Regions from separate parts of the Homo sapiens genome. Here region 2 is linked to region 1. The links are chromatin loops, found by intact Hi-C in ENCODE. Cell type or tissue: Caco-2. All regions are shown on one strand. Links, peaks and the distances in the headings refer to the core of each region. The heading gives the core; the rest is flanking DNA.

The links. A loop is a pair of places that touch in the nucleus more often than their neighbours do. Peaks named below come from ENCODE experiments on the same cell type or tissue, not always from the same donor. Only the 100,000 strongest peaks of a DNase experiment are listed, where the experiment ranks them.
Region 2: a loop joins it to region 1, with 3 times the contacts of the local background. A loop is called at or near these places in 2 of 110 quality-filtered maps.

The regions. Positions count from the first base shown.
Region 1 is chr7:102,007,788-102,016,118 of GRCh38, forward strand. All of the region lies in intron 2 of CUX1 (cut like homeobox 1), which reads left to right. Among named protein-coding and RNA genes, the nearest start is that of CUX1, 190 kb to the left of the region's middle. In Caco-2, for the core only: no CTCF peak of the experiment used is centred there; DNase peaks (open chromatin) are centred at 1,331, 2,063, 4,864, 5,234 and 1 weaker place; H3K4me3 peaks cover 378 bases.
Region 2 is chr7:102,118,309-102,126,639 of GRCh38, forward strand. The region is part of intron 8 of CUX1 (cut like homeobox 1); the gene reads left to right. Among named protein-coding and RNA genes, the nearest start is that of SH2B2, 160 kb to the right of the region's middle. RefSeq lists enhancers at 869-1,368, 6,913-7,465 and a silencer at 5,206-5,432. In Caco-2, for the core only: no CTCF peak of the experiment used is centred there; DNase peaks (open chromatin) are centred at 3,403 and 7,112.

The DNA.
Region 1 (8,331 bases), core at 208-8,207:
AGGCTGGAGTGCAGTGGTGCGATCTCGGCTCACTGCAACCTCCGCCTCCTGGGTTCAAGCGATTCTACTGTCTCAGCCTCCTGAGTAGCTGGGACTACAGGCACCCGCCACCACACCCGGCTAATTTTTGTATTTTTAGTAGAGGCAAGGTTTCACCATGTTGGTCAGGCTGGTCTCGAACTCCTGACCTCAGGTGATCTACCTGCCTTGGCCTCCCAAAGTGCTGGGATTACAGGCACCACTTCTGGTTCTGTTACCTTCGTCCAAACTTGTATTTCCCAGCTGGTATCTTCCATCTCCAGGCTTTCCCCTCTGGCCTGTCCTTTAGCAGGAGTCACCTTCCTGAAGCAGACCCTGGTCTGGTCTCTGCGTACTACCTTTTGCATGGTTGGTGGCCGTCCACCCGCCTCTCAGGCCATGTCTGGGTTCTTCTAGGGGCTTCGGTGATCTGGGAGCCTGTCCCCGCTGGCCCCCTCTCCCATGTCTTACTCCATCAGCTTCACCTTGTTTGTATCTCTGGATCTCCTCTTTTTTCCTTCTGTTTGTATCTTGTCTCTTTCTAGAAAGCCCCCCCACCTCTACTCGCCCCTCTGTGGCAAATATCACCCAATTCAGGTGCCCCCAGCCCAGCAAAGAGGGATTTTCATTCCTTGGGCCCCCGTTGTAGGCTAGCTGCGCCTGTCTTTCGGCACATTTCATTTCCTGCCTGGTATTTCGGTCGTGTGCGTGTCTTTATTCTCCTCGTGTAATCCCTGAGGTGCAGAGTGCGTGTCTGTCCTCCTCTGCCCTCTCTAGAGATTGGGATATGACCAGTGTTCAGCCCCCAACCAAAAGAGCCTAAGAACCCCAGGTCCCCAGCCTGTCCTGCTCTGCTGGGGGCCCACATGCCTGGGGACAAGGCACCTTTCCTTCCCTGACCTTGACTAGGACAGGACATGGGGTAGGGCCTGAACATTGAGCAATTGTCAAACTGCCTACTTACGATGAACAAAATAGCTTTTCAGGAGGCGAGACCACAGCACAGTCATGGTGAATCCTGATGCGCACCCCAGGTCTTTTATCAGGATTTTTGTTTTTCCTGGTGGGCACAGATGTAGGTGGAGCAGATCAGAGGCCTCTCAGGTTCTTGATCACTCATGGCAGTTCAGGCCTGCCAGTAGTGAGGTCAGAGATCCATACAGCAGGGGAGAGAAGGGAGGTACAGGGAACCCTCGGCCCCGCGTGCTCCAGCAGGTCTGCATGATTAACCTGAATTGCAGTGTTCAGAGGCTCGGCCTGCCAGCCACAGCGGTTCCAGATGAAATGCAGCTTAGAAGGCAGCATGGTGTAGTAGCTTTGGCGCCAGCCGCACCCAGAGTTTGGATTGTAGCCAGATGGCCTCAGGTGCAATGTATAACCTCTGGGAATTCCAGATTTCCTATTTACACGACAGGGATGATTCCATACCTGAAGGGCTGTTTGGAAGCATCTAGAAGCAAGCACAGTGGAGTGGCTGTCATGACGCTGACCGCACAAATGATGGTGTTAGGATCCCTCCACGGATGTGGCCAGGTGACACCCCTCACCTAGGCCGCACAGCACCCTAATGTACACACTGAAGAAAGGCTGCGTGGGGCTGCAGAGCGGCTCATTTCTAAGAAGGCCAAAGAAATTGCTCAGTCCAGACCAGGGAACCCAGTTTCTCTTTTAGAGGTGGGATCTTGCTATGTTGCTCAGGCTGGTCTCGAACTCCTGACCTCAAGTGATCCTCCCGCCTTGGCCTCCCAAAGTGTTGAGATTCCAGGCATGAACCACTGCACCCAACCTGTAGCCTCTTTCTACAAGTAAAATAATTCAGGTGAGTTCAGGCCCACGCCAGGTCTTAAACCCTGGCCCTCTGCCCATCTTCCAGCCTCCACCCCTTCTCTCTCCTTACAGAATCTTCTGTTCTTCTGCACACCAGCGTGGCAGACAGGTTGGCCAAGGGCCTTGGACTTCTTTATCTCTAGTACATGTTCCTGTAAATTTAAACCTCCTCAGTTGGGTAAAAGCTTTGGAATTACTAACATTCCTTTTGTGCTGCCTAACGTTCTTGCCATTTAAAAGATTAGCAGGCATAATTTCAGTGAGCCTTCGTGACTGGCGTGCCTCACTTAGCTTAATCCCTGGTTGGTACATGTTAAAACCTATAAAGACAGCCTCTCCAGCACACATGGGGAGCTTGAAAATGAAAGAAAGGTTGCTCTGACCTCTCAGAACTGCGGACTTCTTAAAAAAGAAAGAGTGAGGTGGGCGGCCTCCCTTGCTGCCGGTGCTAGATTCCATGATATGAAACAGCAAGGGTGCAGCTGGGTGCGGTGGCTCATGCCTGTAATCCCAGCACTTCGGAGGCGGGGGTGGGCAGATCACCTGAGGTCAGGAGTTCGAGACCAGCCTGGCCAACATGGTGAAACCCCGTCTCTACTAAATAATACAAAAATTAGCCAGGCATGGTGGTGAGTGCCTGTAGCCCCAGCTACTCAGGAGGCTGAAGCAGGAGAATCACTTGAACCCAGAGGTGGAGGTTGCAGTGAGCTGAGATCACGCCACTGTACTCCAGCCTGGGCAACAGAACAAGAAGACTCTGTCTCAAAAAAAAAAAAAAAAAAAAACTGACTTGGATATGTGCTTACATAAGAAAGGGAGATTCACCAAGTGAACCATGCATAGCATCTCTTAAATCTGTATCATGGAATTCGTGATTGGGCCTCTCTTTCATATCAGGCAACATACATGTGATGTACATACCTGTAGCTTCCGGGAAAGGGAAGGAAGTAGAGATGACATTGTCTGTTACTCGTTTGTATGTGTGTGTGCGTATTTAAGTAAATATGTGTGTGCATAGGGACATGTCACATGCATGTGTGGCACATTTATAGGATGAAGAGGTGTCTAAAAGACATTGAGGAAACTCAGTGAAGGAGTTCTGCCGGCGGGCGTGAGGACCACGCTAAAAGATGCCGGTTGTGCTTTGTGTCTAAGCTGAAAGCATGGATATCATTTTATAAAAGTAAAATTATATTGGCCAGGCGTGGTGGCTCATGCCTGTAGTCCCAGCACATTGGGAGGCCGAGGTGGGCGGATCACCTGAGGTCGAGAGTGTGAGACCAGCCTGACCAACATGGAGAAACCCCCATCTCTACTAAAAATACAAAAAATTAGCCAGGCATGGTGGCACATGCCTGTAATCCCAGCTACTCAGGAGGCTGAAGCAGGAGAATCACTTGAACCTGGGAGGCGGAGGTTGCAGTGAGCCAAGATCATGCCATTGCACTCCAGCCTGGGCAACAAGAGCAAAACTCCATCTCAGAAAAATAAAAAAAAAAAGTAAAATTATATTGTTATTGACGGTCTCTTTGTTCGAGTAAGCCGTCTCTGGATATATCATTGTATGGTGTATTCATGCCAAGGATTTGGTGTGAGTCTTGAAGCATTCACACCAAATTGTGGCCAAGCCCAGCACTGAGAGCGCAGTGGGCGTTCGGAGGACACGTTTGGATTTTGTGATCCTCTGCCTGGCAGGAGCTGCTCAGCCCCTACAGCCCCTTCCCCGAGACCACCAATGCGTTTCTCTTCAGTTTTGCTATTCTCATACGCTGGTGATGGGATTTTGGAGACAAACATGGTCTCTTCTGCTTGCTTGCTTGCTTATTTATTTATTTTTCCTCCCAGGTTCAAGTGATTCTCCTGCCTCAGCCTCCCAAGTAGCTGGGATTACAGGTGTGCGCCACCATGCCCAGCTAATTTTGTGTTTTTAGTAGAGACGGGTTTCACCGTGTTGGCCAGGCTGGTCTTGAACTCCTGACCTCAGGTGACCTGCCCACCTTGGCCTCCCAAAGTGCTGAGATTACAGACATGAGCCACCGCGCCTGGCCTTCTGCCTTTTTTGGTGAACTCCCTGTGGGTGGGAGAACTACCCGGTGGAGTCGGTACCTAACCAGGGCAGGACACGGAGGTACACCCCTCTCATTTTCGGCAGCAGGGTGAGAGGATTTTTATTATCTTACTTAGACACTTGAATTTATTTTTTTATTTTGAGACGGAATTTCGGTCTTGTCACCCAGGCTGGAGTGCAATGGTGTGATCGCTGGTCCCTGGGTTCAAGTGATTCTCCAACCTCAGCCTCCCAAGTAGCTAGGATTACAGGCGCCCATCACCACACCTGGCTAATTTTTGTATTTTTAGTAGAGACGGGGTTTCACCATGTTGGCCATGCTGGTTGACGCTTGAATTTATTTATTTATTTCAGATAATTTTGGACTACAGAAAGGACTCTTTGAAAGGGTATTCTAAAATAATTTCACCCAATTAGGTTTTAAACATAGTCTGCCATATTGTTGATTTCACAGGATTTGCTTTTTTAAAAAAATGTATTTTATTTATTTAGAATTTTTCTTTAAGAGATGGGGTCTCACTCTGTTGCCCAGGCTGGAGTACAGTGGTGCGATCTCGGCTCACTGCAACCTCCGCCTCCCGGGTTGAAGCAATTCTCATGTCTCAGCCTCCCAAGTAGCTGGGACTATAGGTGCGTGCCACCATGCCTGGCTAATTTTTGTATTTTTAGTAGAAACGGGGTTTCACCATGTAGGCCAGGCTGGTCTCGAACTCATGACCTCAAGTCATGCACCTGGCTTGGCCTCCCAAAGTGCTAGGATTATAAGCGTGAGCCACTGTGCCTGGCCTTCAGTAGCTTTTAAAGGTTGTAGCTGAAGATTTTGTACTTGTCACATGGGGGAATATGATAATGAAAGCAGAAGATAGACTAGTCACTCTACTTTTCCCAGCGTCCTCTCTGACTGGACTCTTTGAAGGTACTGCCCAGGGTCATGAAGAGATGGCCCTGGCTGCTTCCAGAAGGTATACATTCCCGTGTCCACTCTGTGTCCTGGAGAGTGGGGGCGGGGGGAGGGGGTTGTCCGTCTTTGTATCTCTGTCTCTCAGTACAAATTTAATGAAGGAATGAATCAATGAATGAATGAAGCAAGCATTCCCCCAGAGAATTCTTAAATCATCTTAGCCGGTCATGGAATTTCCCAGCAAGTCAGCTTTTAGAATCCTGAAAATATTTTCAGTATTCATCTCTTTAAGGAATATATCAAAAGCAGTCAGCACCAACCACGGTTTTTCAGCTGATTCCCAAATGTGTGATAAGAAACACCTAATTCCTTGGGGGAGAAAACTTGTTCAGGTTAAATTCTTGCGGTAATCCTTACGGCCCTGTGGTGTTCGCTAAGATGTAGCAAGAATGTAAATAGCTAGGTACTTTGATCTACCTCAAATACTTACTAGTTTAAACATTCTGCCATTCTGCCGTCATACCAAAAAAAAAAAAAAAGCACCATCCCAGGGTTATGAATGACGTTACTGTCTTTGGACATGCTGTCTTGTGTGGCTGAGACGTAGATCAAGAGAAATTTGTAAGAAAGACAATAAGGTACAAAAATCGCCGAAGCTAATGTCAAGATGGAGATAAATAGATCTATATTTGCCATATATGGTAGTAAAAGAAAAGTCTGTGCAAATTTGCTCGACATTTATGGACTTCTATGATTCATCTACCAGGGCCAGCAGCTCCAGCCAAGAGATATAGAATGTCTTCAACTGTATTTCTTTCCTAAATTGTTTCATTACAAAGAAGCCATGTTGTGTATTCAGAAGAAAATTCCAGGACCGCATGAAAGTCACTATTTGGGAACAGGCCTGAGAAAGCTTGCTTAGAGGAATTCCAAAAGTATTCAAAAGGCAGTTATTGACCAAACACATAATAATTCTCTAAGCATCAACAATTTTCCATAGATCCAAGCTCACATATACAGCGTATTTTCTGTGGCTAGTCACTCCAGAAATAGAGGGTTCTCTGCTTTCTTGACTGATTGACTCATATGCAAACGCTTCTCATTTCATTTTGTTATTTTTTTGAGAAAGGGCTTGTTCTGTCTCCCAGGCTGGAGTGCAGTGGCACAGTCACGGCTCACTGCACCCTCGACCTCTCTGGGCTAAGCCATCCTTCCACCTCAGCCTCCCGAGTAGCTGGGACCATAGGCACACACCACCATGCCTCGCTAATTTTTGTATTTTTTGTAGAGACAGGGTCTCGCCATGTTGCCCAAGCTGGTCTCGAACTCCTGGGCTCAAGCAATCCTCCCACCTCAGCCTCCCAAAGTGCTGGGATTATAGGCATGCATCAACATGCCCAGCCTGTTTTTTGTTTTAATCTGTTATTGAGTAAGGTGCAATTTGTGGCTCCATATACAGGGACAGGTTGCAAAACAGGTACTGAGCCGTGTGTATCCTTCAGGTCCAAGCAGCTTCTAAACTGTGTCTATCTCTGTTCAGGTCCCTGGAACTCTCCTGGGCAGCAAGCTCACAAGAGACCGACCTCTGTGGCCTTCGAAGCGGGTTGCTGTTAGACACACCTTTTAGAAGCTACATTCATAGTATCTCAAAAGACAGACATAAGGGGTACTCGGTATGGCCACCACTCACTCCCACAACACAGCCACCATTTCCCACCCAGAATTTCCTGTGAAATGTGCTCATTTTAAAACAGCACACATCCTGAGAATTGCAAAGTTGGGCATAGAGATCAATACAAATTAGACTTCTTTTTAGATACGCTCTACGCTCTGCAGAGCCCTCTGGGGTCTCCAAGGGCTGGGACCTGCTGGATAAAACTGGATGAAACTAAGTTGCTGCTTCTTTGGTGCCCTTGAATGGACTTTCTTGGCTGCAGTGACGTTAGGTCCGCTTCCTAGCCGCGTGCTGCTCTGCCATCGGGGATGCTAAAGTCGGGGAGGGCCAGGAAGCCTTTCTTTGCTTGGAAGTTTTTGTTTCTCCTTCGCCTGCTAGGTTGGGATAATCCGTTGGGAAGTCTCTGAGCGTCTTTAAACATAAAATCTAGTTTCAAAGGTTTAAATTCCCAAGTTGCCCCCTAAGTTACATGTTGCTTAGGCTTGGTTGCTATCTGTATGGTATAAATAATTCCATTTAGAAATTAAGAAATTATGGGCTGCATTTTTGATGCCAGTGGCTCTGTAGTATCCCCCAACCACCAAAAAAAAAAAAAAAAGAAAAAAAGCATCTAAAAATTGTGAGGTTACCGCTTAGCTCTGTCTTTCTGGCTGCACATGGGTTACCAGGTGCCTTGCCAAGACCCTGCCTCCGTGTCCACCATGCTTTGTGTCTGCAAGTAGATTTACCCATCGTTCATTATTAATTATTCCTCTGAGCAGCTCTGTGAAGCTAGTAAATATTAATAAACAATATGTGCTGATTATGAACCTAAGACAAAAGGATGTCTTTTTCAAGCTGCTTAATTTTAGGTAAACTAGTTGCACACAAGCGATGAATAAACGTGAAGTCAGGCATCCAGGCGGTGAAACAAAATCAAACTGGAACTGCAAAAGGAGAGTGCCTGAGATCTGATTTTATTTTATTTTTGGGATGGAGTCTCACTCTGTCACCCAGGCTGGAGTGCAGTGGCGTGATCTCGGCTCACTGCAACCTCCGCCTCCCAGGTTCACGCAATTCTCCTGCCTCAGCCTCCCAAGTAGCTTGGACTACAGGCACACACCACCATGCCCAGCTAATTTTTGTATTTTAAGTAGAGACGGGGTTTCACTGTGTTGGCCAGGCTGGTCTCGAACTCCTGACCTCAGGTGATCTACCCACTTCAGCCTCCCAAATTGCTGGGGTTACAGGTGTGAGCCACCGCATCCAGCCGAAAGGATACAGTTTATTTAAAGACAAAGGAAAAAGAAAAACCATAATTGTGTTCACTTAGAAACATCTCCCATTTCATACTGATGTCTTTCCTGGTGGTGGTGTCCAAATGCTTATATGTGTGTGAGATTCATTGTTACCATGTTGGGATCAGACTGTAAACAAGCTTTATAAAAGTTCGTGGCTCCTTTCACTCATCCACCCGCTATGCATCGTCCAGATCTGAGTTCACGTGCTCCTTCCCCAAAGGAGCCTTCTCTCCTGTCTAGGGTCAGGTCTGCCTCTTTTTTTCTTTTTCTTTTTTTGGAAGCAGGGTCTCACCCTGTCACCAGGCTGGAGTGTGGTGGCGCGATCACGACTCACTGCAGCCATGACCTCCTAGGCTCAAGCAGTCCTCCCACCTCACTCCCAAGTAGCTGGGATTACAGGCACATGCCACTACACGTGGCTACTTTTTAAAATTTTTTTGTAGAGATGGGATCTTGCTCTGTTGCCCGGGGTGGTCTCGACCTCCTAGGCTCAAGCGATCCTCCCTTAGCCTCCCAAGTAGCTGGGACGACAGGCTCATGCCACCACACCCAGCTAATTTTT
Region 2 (8,331 bases), core at 141-8,140, 110 kb after region 1:
GGGCGGCTCACTTGAGCCCAGGAGTTCAAGACCAGCCTGGGCAACATGGCAAAAGCCTGTCTCTACAAAAAATACAAAAATTATCCTGGCATGGTAGCTCCTAACTGTAGTCCTGGATACTTATGAGTCTGAAGTGGGAGGATCGCTTGAGCCCAGGAGGTCGAGGCTGCAGTGAGCCTAATTATACCACTGCACTGCGACCTGGGTGACAGAGCAAGACCCTGTCTAAAAAAAAAGGGATTCTTAAATATTTGTTGACGGGAATTGGAGAGGCATGAAGGAAGATGGGTTTTGGAGAAAGACTGACTTGGGATTGATTCACTAGGGTCCACTACGAGCTCTCTGCGTGACCCTGAATGAGCTATGAGCTGTCCACCTCCCTTTCTGACCTGTACAATGGGCATACCGGAAGTCAAGTCACTGGGTGGTTTTTGTTGTTGTTGTTGTTGTTGTTTTGTTTTGAGATGGAATCTTGCTCTGTCGTCTAGGCTGGAGTGCAGTGGCACGATCTTGGCTCACTACAACCTCCACCTCCTGGGTTCAAGCGATTCTCCTGCCTCAGCCTACCAAGTAGCTGGGATTACAGGCGTGCGCCACCACATCCAGCTAATTTTTGTATTTTTAGTAGAGACGGGGTTTCACCATGTTAGCCAGGATGGTCTTGATCTCCTGACCTCATGATTCGCCCACCTCAGCCTCCCAAAGTGCTGGGATTACAGGCGTGAGCCACTGCACCCAGCATGCTAGGTGGTTTTGAAGAGGCAGGAATGGGATGTGTGTGTATAGCACCTGGCATGGTGAGAGTCTGAGGCTAAGCTGTCGAGAGATAGAAGCTATTCCCAGCAAGCTCAGAGCAGGGCGTGGTATGCGTTTCTGAAATTAACGGCCTTGGAGGAAATTGACTTTCACCGCATCACCACGACGGACTGGGCCCACATTGTCTGTCTGTCGTGGGGAGATGTCACAGGGTACCCATCCCTCTCCCGTTTTGGAGAGAAGCCCGCAGGTCTGTGGTACTGAGGCTGCTCCGAGACCCCGGTTTATCGTGAGCAGTCATCGCCATGCGTCAGCTGGGACAGCACGGGCTGACTGTGGCAGACAACGGCAGTAAAGTTTTCCATGTGTAGGCTTGAAGCAAAATGTAATTAGCCTTTATGTGCAGAACAAGGGCCCATTGATGAATACAGCTGGTCTTTGTTTTGTCCTGTCGTTGAGAGTGGGAGGTAAAAGTGTTCTTCTTCATGTTTATTAATGCAAGATTCCTTAGACAAATGGCAAGCACAGTTTAATATTTGTTGGAACATGGGGGCTTTGCCAAAACAGTTGTTGTGTAAGAGGATTGCAAGGTTTCCGATTATAACCATTTCTGGGTTAAATAAATGAATTATTTCTGCCCTTTTTTTCTTTTTTGAAATTTTTTTAGAGTCAGGGTCTCACTGTGTTGCCCAGAGTGGTCTCAAACTCCTGGCCTCAGGTGATCCTCCCGTCTTAGCCTCTCAAAGTGCTGGGATTACAGGCATGAGCCACTACGCCTGACATTCTTTTTTCTTTAGTTAAAAACATAGCTCCTTCTCAGATGGTCACCCTGTGTACGGATCTTCCCGCTTCTCTTAGCAAATGGAGATTTACCACCCTAATAGCCTTAACCTTGGAGACTCTAGCAAAGGAACGTGCTGTGGATTTTAACATCTAAACAATTCCTTGGGATGGATGGCCGTGGAGGTGGCAGATCCCTGGAATCACGCAGCAGTAGGCAGCCCAGAGAGAGGCCTGGGCATCCCTCACTGCCCCAAGTTCCTGCATCCGTCTCCTGCAGCTGTTCACTTACTTGATCTTGGGTTTGGGTTGCTACTGCACCCTCCAGCAGGAATGTCGCCCTCCCAGCCAAGCGGCTAGTGTTCTGGGCAAAAATGCAGGAATTCCCATTTTTGCTGAAGTCCACGATCCTATGCCCTGTCCCCAAGAATCTGGATTGGAAAAGGAGTTCCAGCTGCAATACACACAGTCAGCTTCTTGCATTCCTCCCCACTCGTGGGCCGAGGCACTGAGCCTCGATGAAAGAAAATATTGAATCGCACTGAAATACTACATTTTTTATAGCTAATGTTAGTCTTAGGAGAATTTGCACCTCCCAAACCTTTCCTGCCAGTAAAATTCGTATTTCTTAAGGTTACTCATGTTGTATTCCTAGCCTATATGCTTTTTTCAAAGAACGACATTGTGTATACACATACTTACATAGTACGGTTACAAAAGAGACATTTACGAGGAACTTCACTTAGGTTAATTTTAGAGTATTTTCTTTATAACATGTATATAACCAGTACTTTATCACAAAATACAACGTGCTCTGAAACAGCAGAAAACTTTCCCGTAGCTAACTCAGCACTGGGGAGCCTCTACGCTTCTTTGGAGGGATAGAGAACTCCAGATCCCAAAGGAGGACATAAGACAGAATTTGAAAAGGGGAGGAGGCTGGGCATGGTGGCTCACGCCTATCATCCCAGCACTCTGGGAGACTGAGGTGGGAGGATCACTTGAGCCCAAGAGTTTGAGACCAGCCTGGGCAACATAGTGAGACCCCACCTCTACCAAAAAATACAAAAATTATCTGGGCATGGTGTTGTGCCTTTAGTTCCATTTACTTGGGAGGCTGAGTTGGAAGGTTCGCTTGAGCCTGGAAGTTCCAGCCTGTAGTAAGCTATGATTGCATCACTGTACTCCAGCCTGAGTGACAAAACGAGAGCCCATCTCTAAAAATAATAATAATAATTTTTAAAAGGAGGGGAGGAGGATACCAGCAGTTCAAGACACAAGTCTGCATGGCAAATGTGGGTGGGATGGATACTTTCTTTTTATTTTATTTTTTATTTTTTTGAGATAGGGTCTCTGTTAGTTATTCAGGCTGGAGTGCAGTGGTGCGATCATGGCTCACTGCAACCTCCACCTCCCGGGTTCAAGTGATTCTTCTGCCTCAGCTGCTGGAGGAGCTGGGATTACAGGCTTGTGCCACCATGCCTGGCTAATTTTTGCTTTTTGGTTTTTTTTTTTTTTGGAGACTGAGTCTCGCTCTATTGCCCAGGCTGGAGTGCAGTGGCACGATCTTGGCTCACGGCATCCTCCGCCTCCCGGGTTCAAGCGATTCTCCTGCCTCAGTCTCCCAAGTAACTGGAATTGCAGGCATCTGCCACCACACCCAGCTAATTTTTGTATTTTTAGTAGAGACGAGGTTTCACCATGTTGGCCAGGCTGGTCTCGAACTCCCAGACTCAAGTGATCTGCCCGCCTTGGCCTCCTGAAGTGCTGGGATGACAGGTGTGAGCAGCTGGGATGGATACTTTGTTTACATACTGTTCTGGACTATTTCACAATGATTTCCTGAGTGTTATCTTGTTTGCCCTTTCCTGAAGTCACTGGGGCAGCTTTTATTGTGCTCATTGCATGGATGAGGAAGCAGTCCCAGGAACACGCAGATTCAGGCCCTGGACCTGGTCCTTTAGGCTCAAATTCCAGTGCTTTTTGCTTGAGACCACGGCGGTCTTCAAAGCCCCTTTCTGGTGCCAGCTTTGTAATCAAGCAGCAAAGGTGAGGGCTAGTCAGGTGAAGGCAGGCGTTCCTGGGGGGTTCAGCCTTTCCCAGCCTCACAAGCCCCCGTTGTATTTACCATAGCAGATTGATTTTTCCCTTTTTGAACAATAATTCCTCATGAAAGACTCACAGAACTGGGGCCAGGTAGAGCCCGGTTGAGTAAACCTGAGAATCACCCAGCTGTCTTGACCATCATATTTAGACAAATATTGCATCCCCTGATTGAATTTGAAAGGGACAACTTAAGCATCCTGAAAACAGAGTCTGTCTGCTGTACCTTTAAGAATGTAAAATTTTCTATTTCCTGTCTTTTTGATGAGTCATCAGTTTCCAGTACGAGTTGCTGTAATTACCCTGGTTGGATTAATTTCCCTAAAAATAGAGAAGCAGCCACTTTTATGGTTTTCAGAGTATGGACTTGAATAAAGAACCTCCTGTCCTTTAAACCTTAGAGAGCACTAAATCAGACTTGCAGGGAAAAACCGATGGCCTTTTTTTTTTTTCTTCCTGTGTCTTATCTCCAAAAGGGGCTTGTGGATTTTGTAGAATTCTTGGGATTTTTCATCTCTGTACAAGTATTTTGCTCCACACCTAAAAATTGATGCCTGGGTGAGCCCTGAAGGATTTTCCTTGTCTTTTGTAGTAACACCAGCTGTCTTGGCCCCCTCTGAATAGTACAACCATGACCTGGTGTCTCCCCAGGTTGGGGGCTAGACAAAAACAAGGGGGTGGCTTCATAGTTCCAAGTCCAGGTAGAAATTCCTCTGAGCGCTGACGATTCTTTGCCAGTTCTGTGGCCCCCAGACATGGCTAGGAAATGTAATTGACATGTAATAGACATGTCTATTGCAAAGCATCAGTGAGAATTGCCAAACTTTACTCCTCTCCTTCATTGATGTTTAGGGAAGGGCTGCTTTACTGTGGTAGGTGTGGTGTCAGGTGCTGGAACGATAGAGTAAGGACAGGGTGGGAGGGGGCTTACAGACGTCACATGCACACACACAGGCTCACACACTCTGTACTCAAAAACACGTACACATAAATAGAGAGGCAGCCGGGCACGGTGGCTCATACCTGTAATCCCAGAACTCTGGGAGGCCGAGATGGGTGGATCACCTGAGGTCAGAAGTTCAAGACCAGACCAGCCAACATGGTGAAACCCCGTCTCTACTAAAAATACAAAAATTAGCTGGGTGTGGTGGCGCATGCCTGTAATCCCAGCTACACGGGAGGCTAAGGTAGGATAATTGCTTGAACTTAGGAGGCAGAGGTTGCAGTGAGCTGAGATCGCGCCACTACACTCCAGCCTGGGCAATAGAGTTAGACTCTGTCTCAAAAATAAAAAAAAAAGAGAGGCACTGTGCATGTGGCCATGTATATAAACATGTTTGTGAATATAAACATGCAATCAGTTTTTAAAAAATTTTTATCGGCCGGGCGCAGTGGCTCATGCCTGTAATCCCAGCACTTTGGGAGGCCGAGGCGGGCGAATCATGAGGTCAGGAGATTGAGACCATCCTGGCTAACACAGTGAAACCCCATCTCTACTAAAAATATAAAAAATGAGCCAGGCGTGGTGGCGGGTGCCTATAGTCCCAGCTACTCGGGAGGCTGAGGCAGGAGAATGGCGTGAACCCGGGAGGCAGAGCTTGCAGTGAGCCGAGATTGTGCCACTGCACTCCAGCCTGGGTGGCAGAGTGAGACTCCGTCTCAAAAAAAAAAAAAAAAAAATTATCATACAGTCTCTCAACCAGTCCTACTGCTTTTTTTTATTTATTGATTTTGAGACAGGGTCTCACTCTGTCACCCAGGCTAGAGTACAGTGATGCGATCTTGGCTCACTACAACTTCTACCTCCCGGTTTCAAACGATTTTCCCACCTCAGCCACCCAAGTAGCTGGTATCACAGGTGTGTACCACCACACCTGGCTAATTTTTGTATTTTTAGTAGAGATGGGGGTTTCACCATGTTACCTAGGCGGGTCTTGAACTCCTGAGCTCAAGTGATCCACTCATCTCGGCCTCCCAAAGTATGGGATTACAGGCATGAGCCACCGCGCCTGGCCAATAAAGCAATCATATTCATCCAGCATCCTTTGAGAGGGTAGAGAAAATCATTATTCACAGACTGTCACCTGGGTTTGGCGTGCATTCCTACAGATTTTACCTATTTAAGAGATCCTTAAAGTTTTTCTGATTCACTGTTAAGGTAAGCCTAGGGATCTTGCAGTGTATATGTGAAGGAAATGGGTAACGGACTGTTGAGTGAATACAGTGTATAGATTGTAGCACATATGGTGATCTGTGAAACGGGGGTGTCATGACACACCCCTTCCTGCATCCCAAAATTGTGGGGGTCAGGGTGGATAACGGGCATTTCTGCAGCCTGCACAGCAGTGCCGAATGCAGGCTGCAATCCAGCAATGTCACTGCTGGGTATTTATCCAAAGAAAGGAAATGGCTGTGTTGCAGGCATACCTGCACTCACACGTTTATCACAGCGCTGTTCACACAGCAGCCTAGGTGAGGAAGTGACCTATGTGCCCAGCTTCAGATGAATGGATGAAGAAAATGTGTAGATCCACAGTGGAATATGATGGAGCCTTACAAAAGGAAATCCTGCCATTTGCAACAACAACGTGGATTCATCTGGGGGATGTTACATTAAGTGAAATGAACCAGGCACAGAAAGACGAATACCACAAGATCTCACTCATGTAAAACGTTGATCACATAAAAGTTAAGAAGAATGGTGGTTACCAGGGGGTGAGGAGAGGTTGGTTAAATGATACATATTTATAGGTAGACAGGAGGAATAAGTTTGAGAGATGTATTAGACAGTGACTATAGTTAATGCCGGTATATTGTAAAATTGGTTAGTAGAAATTTTTTTTTTTTTTTTGAGACAGAGTCTCCCCTCTGTTGCCCAGGCTGGAGTGCAGTGGCATGATCTCGGCTCACTGCAACCTCCGCCTCCTGGGTTCAAGCAATTTTTATGTCTCAGCCTCCCAAGTATCTGGGAGTACAGGCACAGGGCACCACGCCCAGCTAATTTTTGTATTTTTAACAGAGACAGGGTTTCGCCATGTTGGCCAGGCTGGTCTCGATCTCCTGACCTCAGGTGATCTGCCCACCTCAGCCTTCTAAAGTGCTGGATTTACAGGCATGAGCCACCGCGTCTGGCCCCATTTTTTAAGTGTTGACTGAAAACTACCTCAAAAGACCGGCTTTATCCCACACTCTGTACACCACAGGCTTAGCACGTCGTGGCTCTCCAGGAACTCTTGAGCCTTCCCCATGATGATGAGTGGGTCAGGGTTACCGCAGAGCTGAACGGCCTCTGTAGCGTTCAGCCTGCAGCCTGCCCAATGAGGACGTTTGCGCTCTGGAAAGGTAAACTCAGGATGCTGTTGGCTCCTAAGCAGAAAGCAGGCGCCACCCAGCCTTCAAGTGCTTCAACAGTGAAGAGTTAGGACGGAGGCCCAGCCTGGAACATTCACGCCACCTTCTGCCCCCAGTAAAATTCCTTAAAGCTATGAGGTTCTGACTCACCACGGGGAGTCCCTGGCCGCCGCTGGGAGGGCCTTGGCCATGCAAATCTCAGTGACATAGCACGTCTTATTTGCTTCAGAAGTGGCAGAGGAGAAAGTGACTTGCCTCACGCTGCCCGGTTCCACCCAGGGACCTTGTGAAGAGACGCGGGAAGGCTGGCAGAAAGGAGAACCGTCCTTCCTGTGGAATACTCCCGAGATCGCACCACTCCACTCCAGCCTGGGTGACAAGAGCAAAACTCCATCTCAAAAAAAAAAAAAAAAAGGCACTGTACATGTGTCCATGTATATAAACATGTTTATGAATATACATAAATAATTTTTTAAAAAATTTTGTCATGCAGTCTCAGCCAGTCCTGCTGTTTTTATTTTATTTTATTTTATTTTATTTATTTTTTTGAGACAAGGTCTCACTCTATCACCCAGGCTGGAGTGCGGTGATATGATCTTGGCTCACTACAACCTCCGCCTCCTGGGTTCAAGCAATCTTCCCACCTCAGCCACCCAAGTAGCTGGAATTATAGGCTGTTTCCTTTTACATGACATTATTTTCCCTTTTTTATGTTTTATTTTATTTTATTTTTGAGATAGAGTCTCACTCTGTTGCCCAGGCTGGAGTACAGTGGTGCGATCTCAGCTCACTGCAACCTCTGCCTCTTGGGTTCAAGCGATTCTCCAGCCTCAGCCTCCCGAGTACCTGGGACTACAAGTGTGCACCACCATTTCCGGCTGTGTGTGTGTGTGTGTGTGTGTGTGTGTGTGTGTATTTTTTGTAGAGACGGGGTTTTATCATGTTGGCCAGGCTGGTCTTGAACTCCTGGTCTCAAGTGATCCACCCGCCTCGGCCTCCCAAAGTGCTGAGATTAGAAGTGTGAGGTACCACGCCCGGCCCGTGACATTATTTTTAAGTACAAAAGCCATACATGTTTACTATACAAAGTTTAGAAAATTCTCAAAGATTTTTTTTAAAGGAAGCAGATCATCACTCATAATCCCACAGCAAAGATGATCATTGTTAACATTTTGGCCTATTTCCATAGTCTTTTTTTCTATACAGATTGTTCCTTACAATGGCATTATGTCCCCTAAACCCATCGTAACTTGTAAATACCTTAAGTCTAAAATGTGTTTAGCACACCTAACCTAAATGTCATAGCTTAGCCTCGCCTATTTTAAGCGTGCTCAGAACACC